Regions from separate parts of the Mus musculus genome. Here regions 1, 2, 4, 5, 6 and 7 are each linked to region 3. The links are chromatin loops, found by intact Hi-C in ENCODE. Cell type or tissue: heart. All regions are shown on one strand.

The links. A loop is a pair of places that touch in the nucleus more often than their neighbours do. Peaks named below come from ENCODE experiments on the same cell type or tissue, not always from the same donor. Only the 100,000 strongest peaks of a DNase experiment are listed, where the experiment ranks them.
Region 1: it touches region 3 in a loop (2.3-fold over the local background); 3 of 42 quality-filtered maps call a loop at or near these places.
Region 2: it touches region 3 in a loop (5-fold over the local background); 14 of 42 quality-filtered maps call a loop at or near these places.
Region 4: a loop joins it to region 3, with 3 times the contacts of the local background. A loop is called at or near these places in 30 of 42 quality-filtered maps.
Region 5: it touches region 3 in a loop (3-fold over the local background); 15 of 42 quality-filtered maps call a loop at or near these places.
Region 6: it touches region 3 in a loop (2.5-fold over the local background); 23 of 42 quality-filtered maps call a loop at or near these places.
Region 7: a loop joins it to region 3, with 3 times the contacts of the local background. A loop is called at or near these places in 5 of 42 quality-filtered maps.

The regions. Positions count from the first base shown.
Region 1 is chr12:99,213,740-99,217,739 of GRCm38, forward strand. All of the region lies in intron 4 of Foxn3 (forkhead box N3), which reads right to left. Among named protein-coding and RNA genes, the nearest start is that of 4930474N09Rik, 53 kb to the left of the region's middle. In heart, a CTCF peak has its summit at 1,898; DNase peaks (open chromatin) are centred at 562 and 2,912; H3K4me3 peaks cover 702 bases; H3K27ac peaks cover 3,503 bases.
Region 2 is chr12:99,859,689-99,863,688 of GRCm38, forward strand. All of the region lies in intron 3 of Efcab11 (EF-hand calcium binding domain 11), which reads right to left. Among named protein-coding and RNA genes, the nearest start is that of Efcab11, 22 kb to the right of the region's middle. In heart, a CTCF peak has its summit at 1,505 (motif pointing left); no DNase peak of the experiment used is centred here; H3K27ac peaks cover 543 bases.
Region 3 is chr12:99,094,852-99,098,851 of GRCm38, forward strand. No RefSeq gene overlaps it. Among named protein-coding and RNA genes, the nearest start is that of 4930474N09Rik, 66 kb to the right of the region's middle. In heart, a CTCF peak has its summit at 2,238 (motif pointing right); DNase peaks (open chromatin) are centred at 2,250, 2,530 and 2,860; H3K27ac peaks cover 549 bases.
Region 4 is chr12:99,840,422-99,844,421 of GRCm38, forward strand. The region is part of intron 5 of Efcab11 (EF-hand calcium binding domain 11); the gene reads right to left. Among named protein-coding and RNA genes, the nearest start is that of Efcab11, 41 kb to the right of the region's middle. In heart, no CTCF peak of the experiment used is centred here; no DNase peak of the experiment used is centred here.
Region 5 is chr12:99,147,983-99,151,982 of GRCm38, forward strand. No RefSeq gene overlaps it. Among named protein-coding and RNA genes, the nearest start is that of 4930474N09Rik, 13 kb to the right of the region's middle. In heart, a CTCF peak has its summit at 2,349 (motif pointing left); no DNase peak of the experiment used is centred here.
Region 6 is chr12:99,962,206-99,966,205 of GRCm38, forward strand. Kcnk13 (potassium channel, subfamily K, member 13) reads left to right here and starts at 2,294. Exons shown (of 3, transcript NM_146037.2): 1 at 2,294-2,596; 2 at 2,999-4,000. The coding sequence starts at 3,742. In heart, a CTCF peak has its summit at 2,252 (motif pointing left); DNase peaks (open chromatin) are centred at 2,266, 3,036 and 3,476; H3K4me3 peaks cover 1,906 bases; H3K27ac peaks cover 308 bases; H3K27me3 peaks cover 3,081 bases.
Region 7 is chr12:99,542,337-99,546,336 of GRCm38, forward strand. It overlaps a transcript of Foxn3 not described here. Among named protein-coding and RNA genes, the nearest start is that of Gm26839, 20 kb to the right of the region's middle. In heart, a CTCF peak has its summit at 1,663 (motif pointing left); a DNase peak (open chromatin) is centred at 3,235; H3K4me3 peaks cover 506 bases; H3K27ac peaks cover 470 bases.

The DNA.
Region 1 (4,000 bases), 120 kb after region 3:
ATTGGAGGCCAGGCTTTGGAGATACTCCTGACCCACTGTGCAGAGTCTAAGAAGGGCTCTGTGTAGCATGGCATCAGATAACACTGGGTATCCCACCCTAGTCAGGTGGCACAAACACACCTTGTAGGGTTGTTCTGAGGATTACATAAGGAAGGCTATGAAAACTGCTTAGCCTAGGGGCTGGTGATGTGTGCTTTAATGTCAACTCTGCTCCCATTATCCTTCAAGCAGCCCACATCACCTCTCCAGAAACTCCAGTGAATTATCTCTAAGGCACACGGTTTAATGGGGGAAATTCAATTCTTTCCAGTCTACTATGCCTTTGGTAGCTAGCCCTAACCCTACATACACATCTTCCCAATTAATGTGCTGTATTCATTTCAAAGCAACCTGGCAGCAGTAGCAGATGTGTGCCTGAGATTTGAAACTGCCTGGGAACGTTTACGTAAGGTGGCTCACCCTCTGAACCCAGCCCTCCTTCTCAGGGGAGCTGCTGAGTCTGGCCTCCAGTCCCTGCCATTTCTTGGTTTTCCTCACTGGCAGCACACTCCAGACTGAGATGGTGAGCATGCATGTGCCCGCTCACTGGCTGCCAAGAGCCAGCTGTGACACTTAAGTGTGCCTCCATCTCTTCTCCTTTCTGTCCCCACCCGCAAGTGTCAGGAATGAGGTCTCTGGAAACTGGCACAGCCAGTTCACAATGGCTCTGTGGAAAAAGGCATTGAGAGCCGTCTCCTTTTCCACTGAACACTAGGCAGGAATATGAGCCCAGTCGCCTGCCCTTAGCCTAAAATTAGCATCTTTCTTTCCCTTCTGTACTGGCTGGTTTTGTGTGTCAACTTGACACAAGCTAGAGTCATCAGAGAGGAAGGAGCCTCAGTTGAGGAAATGCCTCCATGAGATCCAGCTGTAAGGCATTGTCTTAATTAATGATCAATGGGGGAGGCCCAAGCCCATGGTAGGTGGCGCCATCCTTGGGCTGTTGGTCCTGGAGCTCTATAAGAAAGCAGGCTGAGCAAGCCACATGAAGCAAGCCAGTAAGCAGCACCCCTCTATGGCCCCTGCATCAGCTCCTGCCTCCAGGTTCTAGCCCAGCTTGAGTTTCTACCTGACTTCCTCCAATGATGGACTATGACCTGGACAAATAAACCCCTTCTTCCCAACTTGCTTTTTGTTTGTGGTGTTTCATTACAGCAATGGAAACCCTGACTAAGACCCCTTCTCTCACTATGCACCTCCTGAAAAAAAAAAATCAATACATTCAAAGACCAACACAACCCATCACCTCACGTTCTGAGATGGAGTTAGGAGGCAGCTCAGTCAAATACTAAAGAAAATACACATTTGAAGGCAACTTCTAACTCTGTGTGCTCAGTAGAAGAGGTCTAAGCATCCCTTTCTGGTCGACAGCATTCCCATCTTTTCTCCCAGCAACCCGGGAGAAGAGAACGGTTGCTGGAGCCACTGCACAGGCTTCAGCACCAGACTCCCCAGCACTTACTGGTTTTCTTAAATGTCTCCAAGGCCTTCTCAAATCAGCTAGACTGTGACACTCACACCTGGCCAGGGAGAAGCAGCATGGATCAGTGCATACTCGATGGCCATTGAGCTAGGGATTGCTTGTCCCTGCCCCCCTAGCACCAGAATTACAGGCATGTATTCCCTAACCCCAAACCCCACGTCTGGGACTCAGGTGCTCACACAAGTACTACTGACGGAGCCACTTTCCAGGGTCTAAAGCTCATTTCTGTTCTGAAAGGTCCGAGGCATAAAACAAACATTCCTGCACACTGTGCTGGCCATCAGCACTTCACCTGCCTCGCTCTTTGATATGCATCTCCCTTAGTCTTTGCAAGGTCTAAAATTAACCTCAGCAGGGAGCTTGCAGCTCTGCCATTGGAGGGCAGCCCTGGCTAACACTATGAGAGGCCATAAGTAGAGCAGCAGGCCATTCCTGCCATCATTCCTCCCCTGAAGGCACCCTTTCCACCTGCTTGCTTGGAAGCAGGCTGGGGAAGGGCTGTCACGGCAGGCAGGGCAGGCAGGGCACAACCTGTTTCCTGTGGTCTTTCTTCTGTGGAGCCCTATATAAAGGACATATACCCCGGTTCCAGACAGCATTCCCCACCCCTCTTGGTCCATTCTGCTGTTTTGTTTATTATTGAGAGTTCCGTCTCTGGGAAAATTCCAACCAAGGATTATATAAGCCTTTGGAGATGGCTTATGGTGACCTAGTTTCTCCACAGGGGTTAAAGATGATTCATAAGGATTGTCAAGGGAGCTACTAGGCAGGTGATTCAGGAGATGCGAGCAGCTGAGATCCGTCTACACCACCACGTTTTAGGGAGAGACTGGAGTAGGTGGATAGATTTTGATTTCAGAAGGTAAGATGAGTAGACAGCCATGCTCTTGGCTGTTCTGGAAGTGGCATTTTGCGCGCGATGGCCCTTCTTGCAGAATGTATCCCACACACTGAGTGACACCAGGGGCACGAACTGTTAGAAGCCAAGGCTTTAATTAACTGTGCCTCTCTGCAAATTGCAGTAGACAACTGAAACAAGAGGGGGTGACCCTCGGGACTGCAGTCCGACCCCTGCAGGGGGCACAGGGCTCCTGGGTTCTCACTAGCGTCTCAGGCAGACTCTTTTCTAAAACTCACTGAGCATTAGAGACAGTGTGCTGGCCCTGGCTTAGACTTTCGGATGCCAAACAGGGAAGAAATCTAAGGGGCTGCCACTTGGTGACCTGAAGTGCAGTGGCTACAAAGCACAATGACAAAGCGGGGTGGGGGGAGCCCTTTCTAGCAACCAAGCTAGCCTGTTAATTGCCAGGACTGAACAGTGCCAGGAGAGGAGGTGGGTAGCTTGCCACTCAGAGGGGCAGCTCAGGGGTGAAGCAGGAAGCTATAAATAGCAAGGCGCGAGGAGGCTCTATAAACAGAGCCTGGTCACAGCACCCAGCCCCAGGGAAGAGAGCAGCAGAAAACATATGGGGTTCTCAGAAGCCAGGCTGGCCAGCTCCTGACCATGGGAAAAGGTCTGTGTGAACCCACAGAGAGAGGGACACACAACCACGAGCTTCACTATGCACGCTGCCAGTTCTCCATCATGGAGGCTGGCTGTTGCCTTTATACATTTACTGAGGATTCATACCTAGGCCTGGGGCAACAGTAGCAGGGTGGGAGACAGCATCGTCATCATTCTGGCTCTGTATGATTTCTCCCTTTAGGGATCGAGGCACTGCCTCCAATCTCAAGGCAATAGACCAGCAACGTTGCCAGGCAGTAGTGGTACGCATCTTCAATCCCAGCACTTGGGAGGCCGAGGAAGGCTGACCTCTGAGTTTGAGGCCAGCCTGGGCTATAGAGCAAGCTCCAGGACAGCTACATAGGGAAACCCAGTCTTGCAAAACCACTCCCAACCCCAACCGGGCAATGTAGAGGAAAATAAAGCTATAGTTGGAATGGGCTAAAAAGACCTGTGGATATACTTCCCTCTGGTTGTGTCCACTAGGAGATGATGGATTTGACATGATCCCTAACTATGGCACGGTTCCAATCTTTAGGGGCTCTGCAGCCTGCCACTGACTGTGCTTACACTTGACCTCCAGATGGGAAGGCAGATATGAAGCCAGTGTCCACGCTCTTCTTGTTCTCAGTCCCCACTGCTGTTCCTGTCTCTGAGTGTGTCCTCTGGTGACCTTCATGGGCATCCCAGTGGTGCCTGCCAGGACCCTGGAGAGCCTTCTTGGCCTGGGCCCTCGAGAAGGGTGTGGCTACACTTTCACAGAATGTTGGTAAAAGCTTTCTTTTTAAAAAGCCCACTAAAATGATCCTACAGAGCTGGGTAATAGAGCTCCGTCAGAGTCCTGGTTTCCATCCCTAGCGCACATATGCACATAAGGTAAGGTGGTGCTTGCCAGAGAAATGGCGGCAGGAGGAGAAGTAGTTCAAGGTCATCCCTGGCTACACAGCAAGTTTGGGGGCCAGCCAGGATGACGT
Region 2 (4,000 bases), 760 kb after region 3:
TAGAGGGCAAGGACCCATGGCTGGATAGCTCAGAGACCTAAGCTAGAACCAATCATGCCTGGCAAAAAGGGGGGGGGGAAGGGGGAGAGGAGAGGAAGAAAGAGGAGAAAGAAGAGGAGGAGGAGGAGGAGGAGGAGGTGGAGGAGCACAAGAACAAGAACAAGAACAACAATTCTCAGAGACTGGCATCTTGCCCAGTTGTCATCAGAGTCTTCACCCAGCAACTGATGGAAACAGATGCAGAGATCCGCAGCCAAACATTAGGCAGAGCTTAGGGAATCCTGCGGAAGCAAGGGAGGAAAGATACTACAAGAAAGTCAACAAAATCAACTCTCCTGAGCTCAGAGGGGCTTACAGAGAAGACCTACCTACCATGGAGCCTGCATGGGACTGACCAAGGCCCTCTGTATATAAGTTAAAGTTGTGTAGCTTGGTGTTCTTGTGGGACTCCTAACAATGGGAGCAGGGGCTGTCTCTGACTTTGTTGCCTGCCTTTGGGCCCCTTTCCTCCTACTGCCCCACCCAGTCTTGACAGGAGCGGAGGTGCCTAGTCTTACTACAACTTCATATGCCATGGCTGCTGATAACCGTGAGGGCCTGCCCCTTTCTGAAGGGAAATGGAGGAGGAGTGGATGAGGGAGGGGGATACTGAGAGGAGAGAAGGGAGGGGAAACTCTGGTCAGGATATAAACATAAATAAATAATAAAAAAATTTAAGGTGTGTGTGTTTTGAATCATCTTTAACTCCAAAAAGTAATGGCAAAAAGCAAATTACTTTTCATTTACAGAGCCAGTAAAATAAACCATTGCTTTAGGGGAAAAAAAAAAAGCATTCGGTGAGAAGGAAAGCAATGGCTAAGATCTGCTCTGATCATGGCAGCTCACTCAGAGAGATGCGAGGCAGAGTGTAGCTGTATGGTTCAATGGGTGATGCATAAGAAAAGGGAGCATATGAATGCTGTTGTCGGTTTAATTACATATTCAGATAACACATCCACACTTGGAGTTATACAGTATGCAGGTCATCATAGTATAGAAAACAAATGTTCTTTAGGTTTTTTTAAAATAGGAAAAATATTTAAATTGTATGTTTGCTACCACTTAAATGAAAAAAAAAACAATCTAATAACACAAATAACTCTATTATGAATAATCATGTTTTTTCATACTATTTTCCCCCAGAGTCATATACCTCATATTTTCAGCTCAGTGGAGATCAGAGGCACTGGGTACACATTAAACCATGTAAATACATGGTCCACAGCATGCCCTCAGGTTGTCTACCAGGGCCACACACAACCAAACACAAGCCCTTTTTCTGGAGACTACATTTTCATTTAGCACGGCTTTCCTTCTGCAATACCACAATTGCTCTCCAAAGCTAATACTTAATAATTTACTATTCTAAAGCTTTGCAACAAATACACTGATGTAAGGGTTGCAGATTTTGCTGCCTTTTAAATGGCCTAGAAATAGAATTCTTACTTCTAGCTCCACCTGCTGTCACAAGAGTCAAACCGAAATTACTGCTTCACAGACTCTCAAAAATTCCATTTAGGCCAAATCTCATATCCAATGCATTATCTGTGTCTGCCTGGGAGCTAACGAGTGTATTCTAGAAAATTCTAAATTGAAACACAATGTTGAGTTCTCTGTGTACACTGCTCCACTTATAGTTACCTACATACACGCCACTGGAGTTGCAAATCAGGGCCACACCACCAGTGGCACCACCAATTATAGGGTCTGGCTGTTTAGTTGTGTTCACTAACAGGTCTTACAGAGGTGTGGGCAATCTGTCAGTGTACCTGGTCTTTACCGGTGTTCTGCAGACTTTTTAAATAACAAGCCAGTGCCCACATTCCCCTGTTCAGAGTGTCGCTGGGAGTGGCCTCACAGGACGCCCGCCAGCCTGAGGCTCACGGCTTAGCTACTGTCAGCTTCCTGCCATGGTGAAAAATAAAAGGCAAAGAATCCAGGAGAGGCAGAGCTGCTCTTTGCCTCTGGTTTCAGAGAGCTCAGTCAGTGACCCCTGGGTCCTGTCACCATGGCTGGAGTCCAGGATGGGAGAAACTGTCCCTTTGACAGTGTCAGATATATAAAAAGGAGACACAAGTGCCCCAGTGTCCCCTTCAAGGACACAGCTAATTTCCTTGGACTGGGCCCTACCTTTTAAAGCACCACCCCGACCCCCACCCAGGAGTGTCACAGGTTGGCGACCCAGCTGTCAATACACAGTCTTTGAAGAACATTTACGATCCAGACCATCATAAACTCCAATGCTTTTTACAAATCCTTCCTGATAATGTAAGTCTGGGCATTTTCTACACAACTGGAAAATACGTCCTTCCGTTTTGTTATCTATCCTCAGGAAAAAAAAAAAAGAACGCTTTTCATGTTCTATAATGAAGATATGTATTTATTTTTGCTTCCCAAACTACTTAATATGTGTGATACAGATATGCCATATAGAAAGAGACTGAAAAGGTGATTTTTCCCCCCTACTTTGTGAAAAGCTGCTTCCTAGGAGGGTAATCAGCTTTCACCACAGGGGTGAATAAGTATTCAAAAAAATCGAATAAAACTATCAACATTTTTTTTTCTTTGAAAGTTCCATTATGTATATCTTTTTGTGGTTCACAGTTCTAAGCTTCAGGGTCAGTGTATGCAGAGAAATCCTCTTGAAAATGAAGCAGTCTGGTGTCTGGCTATCATAGGGAGCTCAAATTAGAAACGGCAATAAACCCAGGGACAGCGAAGGAGAAAACAGTAAGAATGCCGGGTTACCTGACTGTAAGGCTGGTCCCAGGGTTAGCAAAGAAAGCAAGGTTCATGCTCACTCTACCATACATTCATTTTCCCAAGGACCGAAATGCCTAAAACCAAGGGCTTAAAAGGATGAAGTGGCCTTTAACAAAAAAAGGGATAATGTAAGCCTTCTCTAGTCTGAGGAATAAAATTCAGACTCTGAGTTTTAGAGGCCATGATTGGGGGTATAATGTGTTTGTATAAAAGGACTGTACGTCCAGAAAGCAAAGTGACAGGTGACATCAACATGCTGGGCTGTCAGAGCACAGGGACATGCAGAGGACTGACGCGTCCTTCCACCTGCCTGCAGAGAAGTGGAATAACGAGAACAGGGTCTATGTCACAAGAAACGGAGCTTTTCTCTGTCACTGGGAAGGAGACGAGGTAAAAACAGGTTGCAGCAGAATAGACATCTTATTCCTATGAACACAGACAGGAGTCATTACCTTTTCATTACACACATCTCCTGACCATAATGCATCTAAGGTCTTGGTGTTAACAGTGCCAAGTCCTGCCTTACTCAGCAAGTTAAAGCCTCCACCTTCTCGGCACACTGGCCCTTAACCACCTTTCCAGTGCTCAGCTCCGTGAGATCAGTGAATGTGGATGGACAGGGGCCATCTCCAATCACACACTATACTTCTTATGGTGCGGGAGGGAGCAGGACTCCAAGGAATTCTGGTTTGAGAAGGATACTTTCTTAATAGCTGGAGGCATGAAAGATTGGGCTATCCAGATCTAAGAGGAGAGTGTGCGTTGGGACAGAGTTGCTACAAGGAGAGAGACAGAGATCTAAGAGGAAATGCCATAGGGGAAGAGTCTGAGAGTGTGCAGGAGAAGGCCTTAGAGAGCAGACAGCCTAACATGCCGTCTCCACGGCCAGCCTTAGAGTGGCAGTGATTAGCACCTCAGCACAGCCGTGATGATACCTTGGGCTTTAGGGTAGTGGAGTGAATGGAGGGCAAGTCTGAATCGACGCTGTGATGGTTTGTGTATTCTTGGACCAGCGAGTGGCACCATTTGGAGGTGTGGCCTTGTTGGAATTGGTGTGACCTGGTTGGAGTAGGTGTGCCTCTGTGGGTGTGGGCTTAAGACTTTCACCCCAGTTGCCTGGAAGTCAGTCTTCCACTAGCAGCCTTTGGATGAAGACATAGAACTCTCAGCTCTGCCTTCCCCATGCCTGCCTGGATAC
Region 3 (4,000 bases):
ATCCGTTCTGTGCTAGGAAGTGTGCGAGAGCTTTAGATGGTCCTTAAGACACGGTGACAAATAACGTTCCGGGCCTCTCTTGAGCCTTCCAGGCTAGCAGAGAATAGCTGATGTGCAAATCATTTTACAGATACTTGGTTCCGATGGTGATAGGTGCCTTAAGGACAGCCTAAGGTGCTCTGTGAGTTCCCTAAAGATGCTACCATCCAAGCAGAGAGAGGATGTCAGCCAAACAGAAAGGGAAAGAGAAATTCAGGAAAGAAGGGCCTGGAGCAGAAGTATTTTCTCTGAAGAGCTATTGCAGCTATACAAGACAAGGGGAATGGGAGTGGGGAGAGAAACCAAGGGTGCTCTGTGAGGATTTGGGAGAAGAGGGGGGAGTCTATAGAGAGAGGAGCATGTGATGCTAGGGTCCTGTGTTCAAAAAGGTCATGCCATTGACTGATGCTTGGAGAGGGGACTCCAGAGCACAGGTAGCCTGGAGGGATAAAGCCGATGGGGGCACTGTCAAGAGGCTAGGACAGCAAATTGTGGGGGCTCATGCTCAGAATTCCAGCACTTGGGCAGGAACACTGCCATGGGTTTGAAGTTTGCCTGCCTTACATAATGAATTCCAAGGCAGCCTGGCTACACATAGTGAGACCCTGTCTCAGCCCCTGACTACTGCAGGGGCCAGTGCTATACGCCTCTACCTCCAGGAAGAGGTGACCCTGGCTAAGACTTAAATGGAAGCAATGACAGAGAAGAAAAGGACAAAGGTTCTGGGTGCATCTTGTAGGGCAACACACTGAGATCCAAGTACTTTGTGGCCACCTGTGGGTGTCCTCCGGATATGGTACACAGTCTTAGAGACGAGCCAGCCCTTCAATACCTACCCTAGGACCTTTGGCTGTATGAAAGTCTACAGGGTCGGGGGTTGGTGAGCACTCTACCCTGGAGCCACCTCTTCCTCTTCCTTGTCTTGTGTTTATGATGTGCAGGCAATGACCTTGTTCTCCGGTGAGATCTTCTGGATTGAGTAACTCACAAGGGCGCAAACTTGGAAGCTTTTTGGACAGTCCCACCCTTTCTCCACATGCTCAGAGCACTTGCTAGCTCTCTGGGCATGCAGACACATTCGGTTAATACCTCTGTGGAGTCGTAACTCTGTATCCTAGGAGTGGGGAAACTCAAACAATATTCTCACCGCCATTTGTTTTTCTCCCACATCAGCCTTCTGATCGGGCAGTGATGGGGCACTTTAGAGTAAGGACGGGAATGGTGGCAATTAGTTCTCTAGACTCCAGACAATTTAGGAATCAATTTAATCCCACTAATAACACCCCTGGTGGATACTATGGCATACTATGTATACAAAGCACGCTCGCTCTTACTTCCTTACCTAGTCTCTATGTATACCAGCATTCATATGTTCTATGCTCACAGCAGACATTATTAATCAATCACGATACTTCTCAAACTGATCCTTCAGGAACACTCTCTACACTTCAGACTTCATGCGCAGGACACGAAATGCATTTGCCAGCCCACCTCGACTTCCATCAAGTGAGCCAACCTAGGAAGAGTGTCTAAGTAAGTCTTTGGTTGAGGACTAAGCTTTCTGGTAGGCAACCTTCCTCTTTACCCCAGAAGGTGGTTTTCTGGTTTTCTTAGTGTCTGCATGGCTCCTGGTAACCTCCTCAGGCCTCAGTGTTCCTGCCTTAGATTCTGGCAACAGATTCTCTGTGTTTTCTTGGGCTCTCTCCCGTCTCCTTCTGGTGACAGAAGAAGACAGGGAGAGACAGAAGTTCAAGATGATCAGGATCCAAGAAACATGCTGTTCAATTCAGTTTCTCCTTCCAGGATTTTTTTTTTTCTGTTAAGGAGTCATCATCCCAGGGTGTCTGGTACCCAAGAGAGCCGATGGCACAACTTAAAAACTGTAGCAAAACAAAGGGACTTGAACTCCGGTGTCAGTTCACAGCCACTGGGCTTCTGCACTGTCCGCCACTAGGCAAAGATTCTCCTTGCCTTCCGTAAGCGTGAGGTGTTTCAACGACTTGATTTAGATTTCATGCGGAAGTAACTTTAAGGAAGGACTCAAGAAGAGCAGGCCTGGGTGAGAGTGGGGTGGAGGACAAGATTTAGGGATGGTTTCTAGTCCCTGCCCTAGGCCTCAAGACTGGGGCTGCCCCAGTCTGTTGGAGGAGACAAGCTCTCGGTACTCAATTTATAATGCTTTGATTCGCGTGTACACTAGGGGGCGCAAGCAGGCTTGTTTTCCAGAATGGCCCTAACAAATCCTCAGCGATTCTAAGGAATGGGGTAGAGGAGGGATGTCAGGAGCCACACTGTCTCTGAAAAGTGCTGAGAGTAAACGGATGTTTGAGGATGGGGTCTAAGAAGGAGGGTAATATCCTCACTAATTGCTCGAAGCGGTTTTCTATATTTGTCCACACCCCACACCCCCCATCAGCCTTGGAACTCTGAGCTGGGGCTAAAAGGGCAAGTTATGTGAGGGCCTGGGTTGCTCCCGGACTAAGCTGGCAACTAGGCTGGCAGGCTGGCAGCCTCGAGGTGAGTCAACACATGGAAGCTGGTGGCCCAGAGCGGCTCTTTCAAGCTGGCTGAGACTGAACCTCTACAGTAAGGCCAGTGTTTCACCCAGTCCTGAGTCAGCCAGCCAGGAGACTCGGGTCTATGGAAAAAGGCCCTACATACCTTTGCTCTGGAAAGAAGGGCTGTGCGTTTGGCCCCCAAATGCAAGAGCTCTTTTACCAAACGGACCTGTGCACCACTGACCTACTTTTTCCGTAGAGTAGACGGAAGCCAGCCCAGGAGTACACGGCCTTCTTCCCACCCGTTTCCTCCAATGCCTTCAACAGTGGCCTTGTTGTCCCAGGCTAGGGAACTACGGGTGTGGACCGTACTTTCCTGGCCTACCGAAGGGAAATGAGCGGAGGAAATCCGCACAAGGTTTTTTTTTTTTTTTCTGCCAAATATTTCTTCCCCTAGGAAGACAGTACATTCAAGCTACTGAGTGGAGACTGGAGTTAGGCCAGCCATAAACTATCCTAATGAAGACTAATAGGGAACTACAATTACTGTTGACTTCAGAATGCAAACACGAACTTTAGACAGCGATCCCTATCAGCCGGGGCGGTCGGGCACAGGCGGGGCGCACTGTTTTTGCGGTTGCTTAGCAATGGAAAATGAACTGTTCCTGCCTCTTATCACTGGAGGTGGAGGTAGGACAATGAGCGTTATTGGACTGAATAGGTATAAAATTAGTTTATTCTTTCTCGCTTGGAGAAGGCAATTGGCAGCAAAGAGAATGTCTTGGATGAGGGGCCCTGCAGAAGTTGGGGGAGGAGGGTGGCCTCTTTTCTATCTCAGCTGATCCCAACCAGCCTTGTGTTTCCCTCCAGATAAAGTTTGATTTTTGACTGTGAGTGACCCTCCAGAATTATCATTAGAGAAAACATATACAAATGTAAATCACAGACCAGGTTGGAAATGAGAGTTGGGGGAATGAAATCTTAGTAACAAGAAGGTTAAGGGTAACCCCCAAATCCACAGGTCGAGATACATAACTGAATGCAATGTTAAATATAGACATCTTAGGGTCTCTATGCTTGGTACTGTATTAGATCAGATGTAATGATTTTTAGGTAAAAGAACGTATTGTGGAAAATCAAAACTGGCACCTCCAAAATCCACAGTGAAGATGGTCGCCTGGCCGGAAGGTCTTGTGGCTACGCAGAGGGATTTCCTTCTTTTGTACGGAGGGTCTCTTTCTGCAGTTGTGGTGCTGACCTCTCCTGAAACTACTATGAAGTCAGTGGCTTTGGTGAAAGGAAACCCACCGGGGCTTCCTGGGCAATGGCATGGAAAGGACCTTAGACTCCACTAATGCACACAGTTGGATAGAAATTGTCGGATACACTGTTCCTAAAACAGCAGGCTGAGCCCGGGGTGGGCAGCTGATGGCAGAACCACCCCGTTCCTATGCTTTCTGAAC
Region 4 (4,000 bases), 750 kb after region 3:
ATGCACCCACACATCACACACTCACATTCATGCACCCACACATCACACACACACATCATGTACCCACACATCACAAACACACACACACACACACACACACACATCATGTACCCACACATTACACATTCACATTCATGCACCCATACATCACACACAAACACACACACATTAATGGGCCCACACAAACATACACATGACATCCCCTAACACACAATCAAAGGAAATAAATGAATAAGACAATTAGTAATAGGGAAATATAAAACCAAAGCTGCTCTCTCCAACTTAACAGATGACTTTGGCACATAAACTCTGAACAAGTAAACTTCCTCTTTGTCTTCTTGCTCATATCATTTCTTCATTCACTTACATGCTCACTAGCTGCCTTCTCCAGCGAGACGGGATACATTCAAGGAGGGAGCCTGTTCGAGCTGCTTCCTCTGCCTTCCCTCTTCCTCAATGAGTGCTGGTGTGTCCTCTCCAAGACAGGGCTTCTATCTGAAGGTGTGAGTGGGCCATAAGGATCTTAAGTAAGATATTTAAGAAAAGCATTGTGCTAACCTTCTCTATGGCTCCACAGGTACCAGCCATGCATGTGCCGAATGGACATGTATGTAGGCAAAATAACCATATACATACAATTTTAAAAAATAATTAAAAAATTTAAAAATCTTTTAAAACTTTAAAAAGAAAAGTATTTTGTAAGCTTTGCTTTCATTTTTATATATCCTGTAGCATGACTCTTGAATAATACTTAAGTTTGTATAGATAGACTTATTTTGAGGTATAACATCAAAAATTGTATATTTGCAGTATAAAATATGATGCCTTGATGTATCCCCTGTGTAATGATTTCCACAATCAAGCTACTTAATATACTCATCATCTGATACATTTCCTTTGTGTTTGTGTATGCTTTAAGAATACTTAGGAACTGTGGTAAAAATACAGTTTATTTTTTAATTACAGAGATCATGTGACACATTAGATCACTAGGATGCATTCACTTTAGAATTACAAGTAGTTCTTTTAACCAAGAATCCCACCCCGTTCACCCACTGCTTGGACTCTGGCAGCTGCCAATTCTATCGTTTCTATCAATCTTATGATGTTTAGATTCCACAGGTGAAAGACTCTATGTAAAATCTGTCCCTCTTTTCCTGGCTTATTTCCTTTGGTTTAATGTTCTTCAAATGGTGGCAAATAGTGTTTATAATATTTTGCCTTATATGTGTATGCATGTGTATATATGGCTAAAGGTATGTATATACAGCTACATACCATAATCACTTTTATCCATCTACCCATTGATGGGTACAGAAGTTGTTTCATATCTTGGCTATTGTGAATAAGGCTGGACTGAACATGGGGCAGTAGAGTTTTAAATTTCTTTAAAAACTTTTTATTAAAATATAATGATATCGCTTTCCCCTTTCCCTTTTCTCCAATTCTCATGTTCCCCTTTCAATTGACAGTCTCTTTTTTCTTTCATTGTAATTGTTACATACACACATATGTATATACATGTACACATATACATACTACATAATATCCATACACATACACAAATATGCACACATATCCTGCTGAGTCCATTTAGTCTACTTGTGTGTATATGATCTAAGGCTGACCATTTTATATTACCTAACCAATTATGGGACTCATCCCTGGGAGAGACTAATTTTCCCCATCTTAGTAGCCACTAGTTGCCTATAGCTCTTTACCTAGGGGTAGGACCCTGTGAGACTCCCCACTATGTATTAACATGTCTATTGGTGTTGTAGACATTTGAACTGTGAGTTTAGTCTATTCCCCCATTACTATCAGATTGGTATTCCTAAGTCAGGAGCTATATTTTTGAGATATAATAAAACATTTGACCATTAAGGGAAGAACAATATGATATATAAAATAAAATGTCTAGATTATCTATCAGTTTCCTATGACTTTTATTTCCTTTAACCAAAAGATAAAGGAATTGAGAACTAAGTAGTTTGGCTTGAACTAGAAAATGGGCAGATACTATAGTTGATGTGAAAAACTGTCATAAGGACTCAGAAGTTAATATAGTGTTGAATGAAATTGAACTGTGGTCACCGACAATGGTGCCACATGGTGCTAAGAAAGCTGGAGAGGACAGAAAATAAAAAGCAGAGCTCCTAGGGTGAATGCCATGGAAGTTGATGATAACCCCAGAAAGGACAGAGAGAACTGGAAAGAAAAAAGGGAGAGCAGCTTTCTAGGCTGGGGGAGCTGGGTGGCTCTGTAGCAGGGAAAGAGGCGGTCTTAGAGTTTTACTGCTGTGAACAGACACCAAGGCAACTCTTCCAAGGACAACATTTAATTGGGGCTGGCTTACAGGTCAGAGGTTCAGTCCATTATCATCAATGCAGGAGCATGGCACTGTCCAGGCAGGCATGGTGCAGGAGGACATGAGAGTTCTATATCTTCATCTGAAGGCTGCTAGAAGACTGGCTCCCAGGCAGCTAGGATGAGAATCTTAAAGCCCACGCCCACAGTGACACACCTACTTCAACAAGGCCACACCTCTAAACAGTGCCACTCCCTAGGCCAGCATATTCACACCACCAGAGAAGTTATAAACAGGAGAGGGAATGGGCGCTGAAGAAATGTCTTCCAACAGAATGGATGGAGAATCAGGCCAGCACAGAGAAAAAGAATTGGTGAAAAATGAGGAAAGGAGGAGAGACAAGAGATAGTACTTGTCTCTCTTAAAAACAAGAGGCACACAGAAAAGACTGGCGATGAAGAGGAGGTAAAGCCAAGGAACCTAAGCAGAATCTAAGATGTTCTCCACAAGGCAGAAGTCAGGACCACTGCCATGTTCAATAGTGGGAAGGGTCTGTAACCATCAGAGAATAAGCCATACAAAGGGTTGACCTGGCACAGTGTTACACCAAGAATACTGCATCTTGGCAGAAGAGTGTAACCATAGGAACAGGATGGGTCAACAACAATGCTGTAACAGGGAACTGAAGACAGCTGAGCTCAAGTCCTTCTGGACATCAGTGGGGTATGGCGTGACCTGAGGGACAGCACATCAGGCTGTGCTTGGGAAAAGAAAGTATTCTCCAACTACCCAGGCTCAGAGCCATGAACTAAGTGCAGAAGATGTCTGGCTTGACTAATCTAAACTTTGTTAAAATAGATTATAGTCAGGATATGAGTGTGATCCCACAGTGCGGTCAAGGCAGGCTACTGAGGATTTGTGCAAAAGGATCCAGGAAGATGATAGGAGAGTTCACACTAGGACACAGATACACACACACACATACAAATTTACACAAGTTAATTGATCATACGATGTGTGTTGCGTTGTGTTTGGGGAAAGAAGTAGAGGTACTACAGAATGAAGGCAAATGGACAGTAAACTCAGCCCTCAGACTGACAAAAAAAACCCACGTAGGCAGCTGTACCAGGGTCCACTGAACAGCTTAGGGCCTGCAGTAGAGATCAGAGCCAACAGCGGGCACAGGTGAAAATAAGGAAAGACAAGTGGTCACATTCCTGGGGACCATTAGTGCTAAGAGGAATGCGATGGAAGATGTGGAAGATACAGGATGCAGACAAGAAAGGATGATGGGAAGCAGCAGGACGCATGCCTGGCCACCAGTAACATGTGTGGAGGGTGTATGATTCTAAGTGCCACAGATGATGGGGTAGCAGAGAGTAATGAGGGGACAATTTGGGGGACACCTTAAACAGTGAGAACATGACACAGCTGCTCTGTGTTACCTGCGGTTGTCTTGGGGACAGGGGATATCCAAGTCTTCAATGAGCCATCAGTAGGCTCAACAGTTACACGGGCAGAAGCCAAGGGGCAGATCATGCACAAAGGGCTTCACAGCGAGTCTTCAGAGGATTTAATTCCAAGGTTGTTCTTCCTCTAGCAGCAGGTTTCAAACAAGATGGGGGAAAGAACAGCGAATGAAGCAAGGTAGAAAATAAGAAGCCCCAGTGTTGACCGTACTGCAACTGAGGT
Region 5 (4,000 bases), 53 kb after region 3:
CTTGGAGTCCCGGGACCAAGATGGCGACCGCTGCTGCTGTGGCTTAGGTCGCCTCCCCAGCCGGGCGGGCACCTGTCCTCTGGTCCGGAAGGTGGCCGGCTGTCCCCGGCCCACACAGGGTGCTGCCTCAGCGCCTCTGTGCTTCTGCCTGTTCCAGAAGCTGTCAGGTTCTCTGGCGCACCCTTTCACCTGTTCAGACTAATTTCCTAAGTTCGGCGGGTCCCGGACCAAGATGGCGACCGCTGCTGCTGTGGCTTAGGCCGCCTCCCCAGCCGGGTGGGCACCTGTCCTCTGGTCCGGAAGGTGGCCGGCTGTCCCCGGCCCACGCAGGGTGCTGCCTCAGCGCCTCTGTGCTTCCGCCTGTTCCAGAAGCTGTCAGGTTCTCTGGCGCACCCTCTCACCTGTTCAGACTAATTTCCTAAGTTCGGCGGGTCCCGGACCAAGATGGCGACCGCTGCTGCTGTGGCTTAGGCCGCCTCCCCAGCCGGGTGGGCACCTGTCCTCTGGTCCGGAAGGTGGCCGGCTGTCCCCGGCCCACGCAGGGTGCTGCCTCAGCGCCTCTGTGCTTCCGCCTGTTCCAGAAGCTGTCAGGTTCTCTGGCGCACCCTCTCACCTGTTCAGACTAATTTCCTAAGTTCGGCGGGTCCCGGACCAAGATGGCGACCGCTGCTGCTGTGGCTTGCTTGCCAACCTTTTCATCAGGCCTATTAAGCTAATGATTTTATTTTAACAATGGCTTTCCCCACAGCCAGTCTGTCTAGGGTATAGGCTGCCAGACATGGTTACTAAACACCCAGAGACTCAGGCAATTATAGAAAATGCTATTTTTAAGTTCTATTGTATGGTTGCCTGGGCAGTGAGCTAGCTAATATCAGCTGCACAGATTCCAGAAGCTTCTACAGCACCAGTGTGATTCATTTAGGTTCCTCTGGGAACTTGTGCCTAGGACTTAACCAAAGCAGGACGCCAAATGGGAGTTACTCTTCACAGGAGTAGGAGGCAGGAGGCACTCCTAATCAGAGGTGGGGCTCTCGGACCTGAACTACAATCTACGTAGAGAACTGGGAGGGTCAGTTTTAATTGTCAGCTTGATAGAGCCTGGAATGGCTTGGGAAGAGAGTCTCAAGGGATCAGGTTGGCTGTGAGCATCTCTTGGGAGGGGCACCTTGCTTGATTGTCATTTGATGTGGGAAGAACCCTCGTATTCGTCATCTTTCTATTGCTGTGATACAATATTATGACAAAGGCAACTTAGAGAAGAAAAGGTTACTTTGGCTTATGTTTCCCGAGTCCCTGGTGGCAGAGTGGAAGTACGGGGGCAGGATCAGGAAGCTAAAGGTTCACAACTGGAACCGCAAGCAGGAAACAGAGAGAGCAGACCTGGGAATGGTGCCAGTCTTGAAACCTCAAAGTCTGACCCTTGTGACATACTTTCTCCTGCAAGGGCACACCTCTTAAACCTAGCTAAAGAGTGCCACCAACCGGAGACCAAGAGTTCCAATGCTTAAAGCTATGGGGAACATCTCATGCAAACCACCACAACCCAGCCCACTTTGGGTGACACCATTCCCTAGGCAGCGGCCCCTGAATTACACAAGCGTATAGAATGCTAACTGAGCGCTAAGCGTGCAGGAAACCATTCTCTCTCTACTTGCAACTGTGAACGTGATGTGACCCAGCTATCTCAAGCTCCTTCTTGCCGGGACTTTTCTGCAACAGTGGATTATAACAGAACCTGTACACTAAAGTAAACGCTTTCTCCTCTAGGGTGCTTTTTGTTAGGGTGTTTTGTTATAGCAACAGAAAAGAACCGAAAACATGGTGCACGTGTTAGCATGACACCTGACTTCTCTAAATAATGTTTGCTGTTAGCCAGCATGTCCTTACCTGGTCCACATGAGTGCAATGGTACTAAATTTAAAGGTTCTACTTGAACCAGGTGAAGGTTGTTATCTTTGCTCAAAACCTCAAAGCAGATAAGCTTATCCGTTGGAGGCATCATCTCCCTTCAGATTGCTCACTCACCCCATCTCCAGTGCTCAAGCCCTCAAATGCTCTCTTGGCACTGTGCATCACAGTCCCGGCGGTGCCCTGCTCTCCTCCAGTCAAGCAAGGCTTTGCTGATCCGACTCTTCCTCTCTGTTCCACTAAGAGTTGACTTTCTACCTGGGGCTTCAAACAAGACCCAGCCTTCTGGTCACCTGCTCTAGTTGCACTTATACACAGCCAATGGGAGATTAAAGAGCGCCAGAGGCTAAATTAAAGGGTACACATTCAAATGATGGCTTTCTGGTAAAAGGAAGTGCAAGCGCACCTCCCCTTACCCTGGGACTGGCGCCACCTGGTGTCCACTCCAGGAACTGACTTTGGTTCCCATCATTCTCAACTAGAAGGGTCAGATCTGTCTTCCTCAGAGGCCAGCACAGACCTTTTATTCAGCAGGTCGAGTTTCACTCACATGATCAAGACAAAAATAGCAAGATGTGTTCCTGGAAGTGACTTCATCCAGAACTGGAATTCTCCACTCAGATAGGGGATCTTCCAGTCACTGAAGGTAGACTCAGTCCTCCCAGGTGAAATCAGGCAGCCACATTGTGAATGTCCTGTAGCTAGACAGAAGGTTATCGCTCTACACATCATTCCTTGTTCCAAGAGGACTTGAGGCACCTCACAAGAATAAATAATATCAAATAGAAGGATCCGCATGTAAATACAAATCACATCCAAGGTACGTGTAAATAAAAATAGGTGGTTTTTAAACACAAGCAAACAGGAAAACCAAGAGAACACCTGATGCATAGGCTGCAACGGTGGCGGACAGACTGTCGGAGTCTGTCTGTCCCACAAATCCTGACATAGTCTGGGATGCTGTGTGGGTAACTGGGTCTTTTTAAAATCTCTTCAAGTGAGTTTCAGTGGCTGCAAAAGTTGAGAAACATTGGAGTAGCTGAGGCTGCGGTCATTAAAATAAGAATAAAGGCCCACCTCAGAGCTCCTCAGCCACGGAAGGGGAAAGAGGGGAACTGGTGAGTTTCCTATTAACATTACCCCAAAGGTGGGCAGGCTTCTGCCGGTAAGGTCTGGGGCCTTACTAATAGGAATCTTCCCCATGTTTTCACACACTGGGGTGTGTGTGTGTGTGTGTGTGTGTGATTCCTTGTGTGACTTATATTACACACACACACTTTCTGTACATGTGGAATGACCCTGCATTGGCTTTTCTGCAATTGCTTTTTTTTTTTTAACTTGCATCACACACAGACAGACTTTACTAATTTTGGCAGATTTGACTGAAAAAAAAACAACAGAAAAATATAGATGGCCATTTTTTAAGAAAAATAATGTCTCTGCTTCTGTCTTCCTACGTGATCGGCTGCACTCTCTGCTCACTCTGTCCATGTTTACCTTTCTACTGGCGTTCCTCAGAGCGGAGGATAACCAGGACTCCAGAGCTGATATAGGGGGGTGGCCTTGCCAAGTGCTCACAGAACCCTTCCAGGGGCCAGGGCTATTAGACAAGGACCCTGTTGCAGTTATTCCTTGGCATCGACAGAGCTAGCTGGATAATCTATGACTGCCCTTCCCAAGGCAGACACCACAGCGTTCTTCATGCACCTGAAAAGATCAGCCTCTCAAATGGTGGTCCAATAAACAGAGCCAGCCCTTCTCTGAGGCTGTGATCACGGGAGGTCATGGTTGAGGGACAGCGCTGCTGGGTCTCTGGGACAGAATGCATCCTCCTTTGTAGCAGTTGCTCCCACCCTTGTGTCTGCATAACAACCCCCTCCATCCTCCCCTCCAGGAACAGGAAAGGACCTGTTAACTGTATGAACCAGGAGAGACAGAGCGCAGGCACTTTAAGGCATCACCTCTCAGCCTTGCCTCAGCAAAGACCAGAGGTCTGGACCAATCCCTGTGCCTGGTGCCAGTGATGCACGCTGTGCTTTTCTTTGTTAGTTTGTTTTGTTTCTTTTTATTTATTTTTATTTGATGTACATTG
Region 6 (4,000 bases), 870 kb after region 3:
AGAAACTCTAAAGACTATTGAAGCTAATGAATGAGTGCAGCTAGTCTATGGGATACAATAGTAAACATGAAAAGATAAAACATTTGAATTTCTATGCTCAATACCATCTGGAGAACAAACCTTTATGTTAGATTCATAAAAGATGTGCAAGATCCCTGCACTATAACAACAAGGGGGAGCTACATATATGAAGAGATAGATTCATTCATGAATTATCAAAATATCACTTCTTCCCAAAACAGATTTAACGTAGTCCTAATCAAGATAACAGACTTTTTCTGTGCCTATGTTTAAAATGTCTGTCTTAAAAACCACAGTTCTTTGATTTTTTAAAACGGAAACAATTCATTACATCCAAAGAAATATCGAAAAAAGAAGAGCTAAGTTGGAGACTTTGCATTTCTTGACTTCAAGAGCTATAAAAATTCATTTAAATATTTTTAATGGGCATAACAACTAGATCAATAGATAACGGTCAAAAGAAAAGATTCCTGAAATAAATGTATTCTTACTTTCCTTCTCAATAATTGCCATTAGAAAAAGTGAGTATATTTTTGGACAAGGTGAACTTTGTCTCACATGCATAATAAATAAACTCTATACCACACAGACCAACCATACAAAAGTAGGGGAGAGACAAAGAACATATGCAACCTTGAAAGCAATAATATAATGCACAAAGTATATCAATCATTACAGACTGGAAAACTGGTCTTTAACAAAACTGAAAACTTTGTCAGGAAACTTTTTTAAAACAAGTAGGTATTCCAGAGAAGAAGAAAAATAATGGTAATAATAGTTGCAAAATACACACCTAAGAAAGGACTGGTAGTCTAGATTATATAAAACACTGCCCTTCAATAACAGGGACCATTGTGTGTGTGTGTGTGTGTGTGTGTGTGTGTGTGTGTGTGTGTGTGTGCATGTTGTATGTGTGTGCACATGTGTGCATGTGGAAACCAGAGGGGCTCTCACTGAACCGAGAGTTCACTGACTTGGCTACGGAACTGTGGCTAGCCAGCTCCACTTGGCCCTACCTGCTCAGGAGGAGTAGGATGTCAAAAGTCCACAGCTATGCTCATCCTTCTGTATGTGTGTTGGGGAGCTGAACTCTGGTCCTCACACTGTGATGAGCACATTACTGACTTGGCCATCTCCCCAGCTCCAAAACCAAGCTTTTAAGTGGGCAAAATAGTCCAACCATTTACAAAAGTCCAATATACAAGGTGTCCAGAGAACACAAAACCCCAAGGAGATAAGTTTATGTGCCTGTATACAGAAGGCTTAAAAATAAAATGGCTGGCTCTGTCAACAGTCTATAGGATGTGGACACTGCATTGTTGTGGGTTAGAAAAAGCTAGTTTGAAATGATGTCAGTCGGTACACTTCAGGAACACACTTTACACAAGACACATAACTGGTTCTTATGAATACAGAGACCTGAATAAACAAAACCAAGTTCTATAAAGGAGAAATATTCCATGGTGGAAAAAGAAATCAGAATAGTGGCTACCTCTGCAGGAATGTGGGTGGGGATTTACTGGGAAGATATTTGTGGGAGCTTTAATCCTTTGGTGGCTTTTAGATGATAAGGGAGGGAGGCCACCATTGTTTGGCTCCCAAAGTTATCAGGACTCACCTAATGGTACAATGACATGTCATTGCATGCAAATTTTACCACAAAAGCAAAAATCCGAGGATAGAGCTCTTAATAATGGCCAATACTGGCTGGAGATGGGGTGAAAGTGTGTGGGTGTCTACAACCATTCAAAGTGCATCCTGAGTGGGTTGGTGACTAGAAAGGAATGGGTAAATATAAGCAAGCCTGGTAAACTGTCACTTGTAGAATCTAGGTGGTGGTGTGTTGTGTCATTGTAAACGTCATTCGATTTTGATGTACTTGAGATGTTTCTTAAACTAGTAAAGGTAATTGGGTTACTCACCCTGGGTGTGAACTCAATACCCTCTAAAGTTCTTCCTCCCCAGGAGACACAATGCAAGATAAACGGTCTGTTAGTTACTCTCACCAAAATCATTTGCATCTATTCAACAGAACTGCAAGCTTTTCTAGTTCTGTTTCTGGCTAGTATCGTGGGTGGGTCTCCTGGGACCACTCTCTCTCTCTCTAAAGGCGGAGAAATTCTGTTTAGACCGTGGGTGGCTATGAATCCATTCCTTCACACAGCTATATTCGATCCCCTGTGGCTAAACTGCTGGGAACCAGGTGTGTCTGGAGGGCACGCAGCGCCCTCTTCTGGCCTGAGAGGAACCCACGCAGACCATCGAGGCTCTCGACCTATCTGTTAAGCAACCACTCCAGGGATCTGCACTCCCTGGTAGAAGCATCGCTGTTTAGAGGTCCAGGCGAGCGCCAGCGGAGGAGACCTGAGCAGGAGACTGGCCCTGAGGCCAAGGGGCGGGTACCGGGTGGAGTCGCCTCGGTTGGCAGCTGCAGAGCTCCACCTGTTGCAGTTTTTGAGCACTCCACAGAGAAGGCAGCTCTGGGCACGGACTTCTGCTCTCAGCCCCACTGGGCAGGGCAAGGCCACTTGAGAAGGGAAGCCAGGAACCATCCTGAACCTGTTCCACAGAGCAGGTGCGTTTGGGAAGGTGAGACGCGAAGGCGACGGCGGCTCCAGAGCTCATGGCAAGTTGGGGGTCTCTGGGTGGGCGCCCCAGCGGTTCACAAAAGAACCTTGTTGCCGGCTTACATGTTGTAGCTTGGAGTTCTCAGCTCAGCGCCACTGACTGCGCAAGAACTACAGAGCCGAGGCGATCAAAACCGGGTGAAAGAGATGGAACTCTTCTGGCCGCTGTCCTTGGCCGGTTCTCCGGGAGATGGGCTGGCAGGGCCGGCACGTGTGGACAGAGAACGCCCGGTGCAGGCCCTAGAGGCCAAGGGCGATCTGGTATGGGGGAAGTCAAGGAAGGCTCCCTGGGAGGATGCTTCTAACTTCCTTCACTGTTCCAACCTCCCCCTCTGTTCTCCTCCCCACAGCGGTCCGCCCTCGTGCTGCCGTGGAGCCTGTGTGCCCAGCAGAGATCCGAGCCGGCTGATCTGCCTCTTCGCACTGTCCCTGCGTCCGTGCGTCTGCCCCAAACCCGTTCCGACCTCTGAGCCCTGGTTATTCTGGTGGATAGAGGCTCTCGGCAGAACATTGTCACTAATACGCAACACAGATCCACCTGGAGAGGCACCGAAGACAGAGAACAGCCCGTATCCCAGCCATCACAGCTTGGAAAGCAATGCTCCGAGGAACCCGGACCTTGATGTGAAGCTTACCCGCCGATTCTCTCTGGACCCACGACCTTTTTTTTCTTCAAGAGGAGTTCAAGTTCTAGGGAGTTTGCCTTGAAGGCACGCCACGCCCCCTCCCCAATCTGAGCCGAATTAGGAGCTCGGGTGAACCCGGGTCGCCCGCACCCTCGCACCAAGTCGAAGCAGATTCTGTGTCCCGACCCTCTGGTCTTCAGCCTTAAGGAGAACTCCAGAGAGGACAGGGAGGCGGCGACGACAAAGCGGATTCGAAACCACGAGTCCAGGCGGACGTGGGGAGCTGGCTACACAGGAACCACCGAGGAGGCGGCGGCGGCCGGGAGATCCACGCCGCCTTGGGGAACGCGCGGCGGGCATGGGCGAGCCCGCACGCAGAGCAGGCTAAGGTCGGCAGAGCACATCCTCCCCGGGGCGTGGGCACAAGTCCGCGGGCAGCAACCCTCGCGGAGCTGTCCTCCAGTGCCATGGCTGGCCGCGGTTGCGGCTGCAGCCCCGGCCACCTGAACGAGGACAACGCGCGCTTCCTGCTGCTCGCTGGGCTCATCCTGCTCTACCTGCTGGGCGGCGCCGCAGTCTTCTCCGCGCTGGAGCTAGCGCAGGAGTTGCAGGCCAAGCAGCGCTGGGAAGAGCGCCTGGCCAACTTCAGCCGGGGCCACAACCTGAGCCGTGAAGAGCTGCGAGGTTTCCTCCGCCACTACGAGGAAGCCACCAGGGCGGGCATCC
Region 7 (4,000 bases), 450 kb after region 3:
CTTCTAACTCTATGGATACCTCTAATTATCCCGGTAGGTCTTAGAGCTCAATGTGTGTGCACATTTAAGAAGTGAATTGGATCCTTTTATTATAGACATCTCATCTCTGCAGGTGCCATAACCAGGAACCCATTTTCTTTTATATCATACAGCTGTATAGACTGTCTTTTATATCATATAGCTGTATAGACTGTCTTTTGGGTTATTTTGTGTGATTCATGATACCATATACTTTATGCCCGGCCCTCTCTGTCCCCATAAGTCACAGGATTCAGAGTACCAATTTAAGTCCAATTCAATAATCTCCTGGCTTTCCATTTGGTCTACTTTTGCTTAATATAATCTCTGGCACATTTGGTTTTGGATATATATATATATATATTGTTTAAAGATTTTTATCCCCTACTCCATTCCTGTTCCTTTTGAATTATCTAATTATTCTTCATTATTCTATTTTATCTCCCTCAGCTTATTGTTTATACATTTGTTCATCATTCTTTTAATGATTACCCAGAGTTTAAAATATGCATCCTTAACTTAGCAATGGTTAATACAAACTAGCCCTTCACCACGAGGAACTCGGGACAACTTTCACTTTATTAGCTTCTTTGCTTACACTCTTCCTTGGCCATTTGTCTACTCCCTGTCTATGTTAAGCTCCGTGGGGCTCAATTACCATTATTTATCTAGTCAATATTTACTTACATTGAACGAATTGTTGTTTCTGTGGGTCTTCCCTGCTTCCTGCAGATCCGAGCACTCATCGGGAACAACATTCCTTCTATCCTACAGGTACCCTTGAAGGAGTTGTCTTTAGTGCAAGTTAGCCCGGCCACCCTTTAAAACCACTGGTTTTTCAATCTTGAAGAGTCTTAGATGCTGAACCTGACAAACAGTTGTTTTCCTTCAGCAATGACACACAAAAAGTTCCACTTCCACCTGATCCTTATTGTTTCCATTAAGACACTCTGCTGTCAGTCTCATGGTGGCTCCATTAAGGCAAATAGTTGCTGGTCCTAACTCTAACTACTGTTTGTTTTCAGAATTGTACAATGCTAGAGTATGTGTGCACGAGCACATATATATGTATATATGTATGTACACTGTTCCATATCTTAGGGCTTCCCCAACATTCTCTGGGCCTGTGAGATGGCTCAGCAGGTCAAGTTGCACATTGCCAAGCCTGACAACTTTAGTTCAATCCCAAGGGCCCACATGGTTTAAGGAGAAAGCCAAATCTCATAAAGTGCCCTCTGACCTTCACACACAGTCACAGCATGTGCCCCTCCCTACGCACACATACACCCACAGTAAATAAATAAGGGTTACAGAAACTTGAAGCTGGGCATGGGGGCACGTGCATTTAATCCTGGCATTCGGGAGGCAGAAACAGGTGGACCTCTGTGAATTCAGTCCAGCTTGTTGTACATAGAGAATTCTAGGCCAGCCAGGGCTACGGTGGGAGAGCTTGCTTCAAAACAAAACAAAACAAAACAAAATAGAACAGAAACAACAAAACCTGAAACACTGCCCCCCACAAACACCTCTTCTGTCTCATTTTCTCTCTCTTGATGAATATACAGTTACATATCTGTGGGGTATTCCTACCACATTTTATGTCTTCATGATCTTGTTTATTGTCTGTGCTGCCACCTCCCGGTGTCACTGTTCTTGTTGCTATCTCATTATTACTTTGGCACTGAGGACAGACTCCAGGGCCCCACAGAAGTACACTCCAGCCTTGGGCTTTATTTCCTTCTGCTCCATCTTCTAAGTCACCAATTCTCTCTTCACTGGCATCCCCTTTATTGAATCCATCCATTTCGCCTCCGAAAACACTTCCTTGGAGTACAAGAAGCCATTTACACGCCATTAAAGTCACCAACTACAAGGATTCATTTAATGGTTTTCATGAATCCAATCATACCATCATAGCCTTCTCTGAATCCAATCTTAGGTCGTTTCTATCACCCCAGAAAGCATGCTCTCCTGGGATTTAACCGCAGCAAGTATTCCAAAAGGTCAATTGTTTGTCTTACATTTTAGCCCTCTGGATATATGAATTATGGATATTGGTTAACAAAGTCACACTAGTAACAGGAAACAGGCCCAGAGGCTCAGCTTCCCTTCTGTGGGTTTTCACCTTCAACCTTGTTCCTCAATGCCTTGATGGATCTCCAGGACTCCGGTTTTGTTTTGTTTCTTCTTTTTGATTGTAAGCAACTTTTCTCTGCAGAAGAGGAGACCTGAACAAACTACATCTGCTAATGTTAGACACACTGACAGCCCACGCGAGCGAGCGAGCGAGCTAGCTAGGTGAGCAAAACTTATCATGCAAATGAGGACGCTGATGGGAGATAAAAATAGACATCAGTGGGGACCTCACTGCGTCTGCGGGCACAGACCAGAAGCACCACAAACAAAGCAGAATGTTTGGTCAACCTAACCACAACAAAGGACGCCCTCTGCTAAAAATACACACTTAAAGACCACGGTGCCCATAGGAAAATTATTAGTTCTTGACTCTTTCCTTTGTGCTATTTGATGCTAAAGAGAGAAAGGAACAAATGCTCACTGGGGCAGGGACACTCAGTACCTCACGGCATCAGCAAGATGGAACTCACTATGATGTCAGTCTGTCAGGTCCTGTATGTCATTGATGCCCTGAGATTTAGTAAATAAGACAGATTTTGTGTGTGTGTGTGTATACTAATACATGTCTGGGAAGTTTTGGAGTGGAGAAAAAAACCTGACAAGCTCTATATGACAAGCCGTATGCCTCCTTCTCTTCCTCTAGTTTATTTTAAAATGCTATACTCTGCTCTTTTGTACAAAATTCTATCCCCTATTTTATAAAAGAAAAAGCCACAGTAGTGAAGGGCCTGGTGTAGTAGCCTTTGAGAAGGCTAGCCCTGCCTGTTGGATCATCCTTACAGTGACTCTTCTTGGTCAGACAGGAACAGAGTCTAAGGAGAAGCAGTATTCTCAAGCAGACCAGTGGTGTGGTTGCTGCCTAATTATAGCCTCACCACATCTTGCATTTGCAAGATGTCTGTCCTTTCCTGGAATTTTAATGATGCTATTCAGGATATCACTTCCTATTCTTAATTTGCCTGTTTTAGAGAACTTGATTCCAAACAATGTTTTGGATACAAACAGTCCGACATTTTTCCAAAACACAGGCTTTATTGGCATATAAAGCGATTTGCCACATGCACAGTGTTTACATCCTAGCAGGTGGATAATAGATCAGAGTTACAGCAATGTCAGGGGACTTTCCCATCCATAGTACATGGCATGGGAGAAAGAAAACCACTCAGCGAAAAGAAAACAGAATATGATTCCAACAATTTAACTTCCGTCCATATGTCACTGTCGTTTTCTAAGCAACAGAACATAAAAATGAAGCACTGGCAACGGGGAGCCTAACAACAAAGGGATTAATGCGTTAACTTGGGGGACACTGAGGCCAGCAGCCGGGGTCCAGTCAAGCTGAGATGTCCTGCAGCCCTGGGACTCCTTCAGAGCTGGCGAGCGCCTTGGTTGTAGATTTGCTAAACTCTGGCCTGGAGGTAGAAGGTCTGCCTGCTTAAGCAAAACCTAAAGTCAATAAAGGGAAAGGAAGTACGGGGCTCCTAAAAGATGGGAACGGTACCTAGCTCTTCTCTCTCTCTCTCTCTCTCCCTCTCTCTCTCTCTCTCTCTCTCTGTGTGTGTGTGTGTGTGTGTGTGTATTGTGTGCACACACACGTGGAGGCCAGCAGACAACTCTCAGAGGCTGATTCTGTCTTTCTACCTCATTGAGGCTAGGCCTCTCTGATTTCTGCTGAGCCACATGGTCCAGGCTTGCCATGTGAAGTGTCATCCCCCCACCCCTTTCCCATCTCACAACAGGAGTGCTGGGATTGCAGATACACAGGACCATCTCCGGCTTCTTACATGCGTTCCAGCCTTGCCCAGTTACTCCTTCTCTCTGCTGTCTCCATAGCCTACTTTTATCT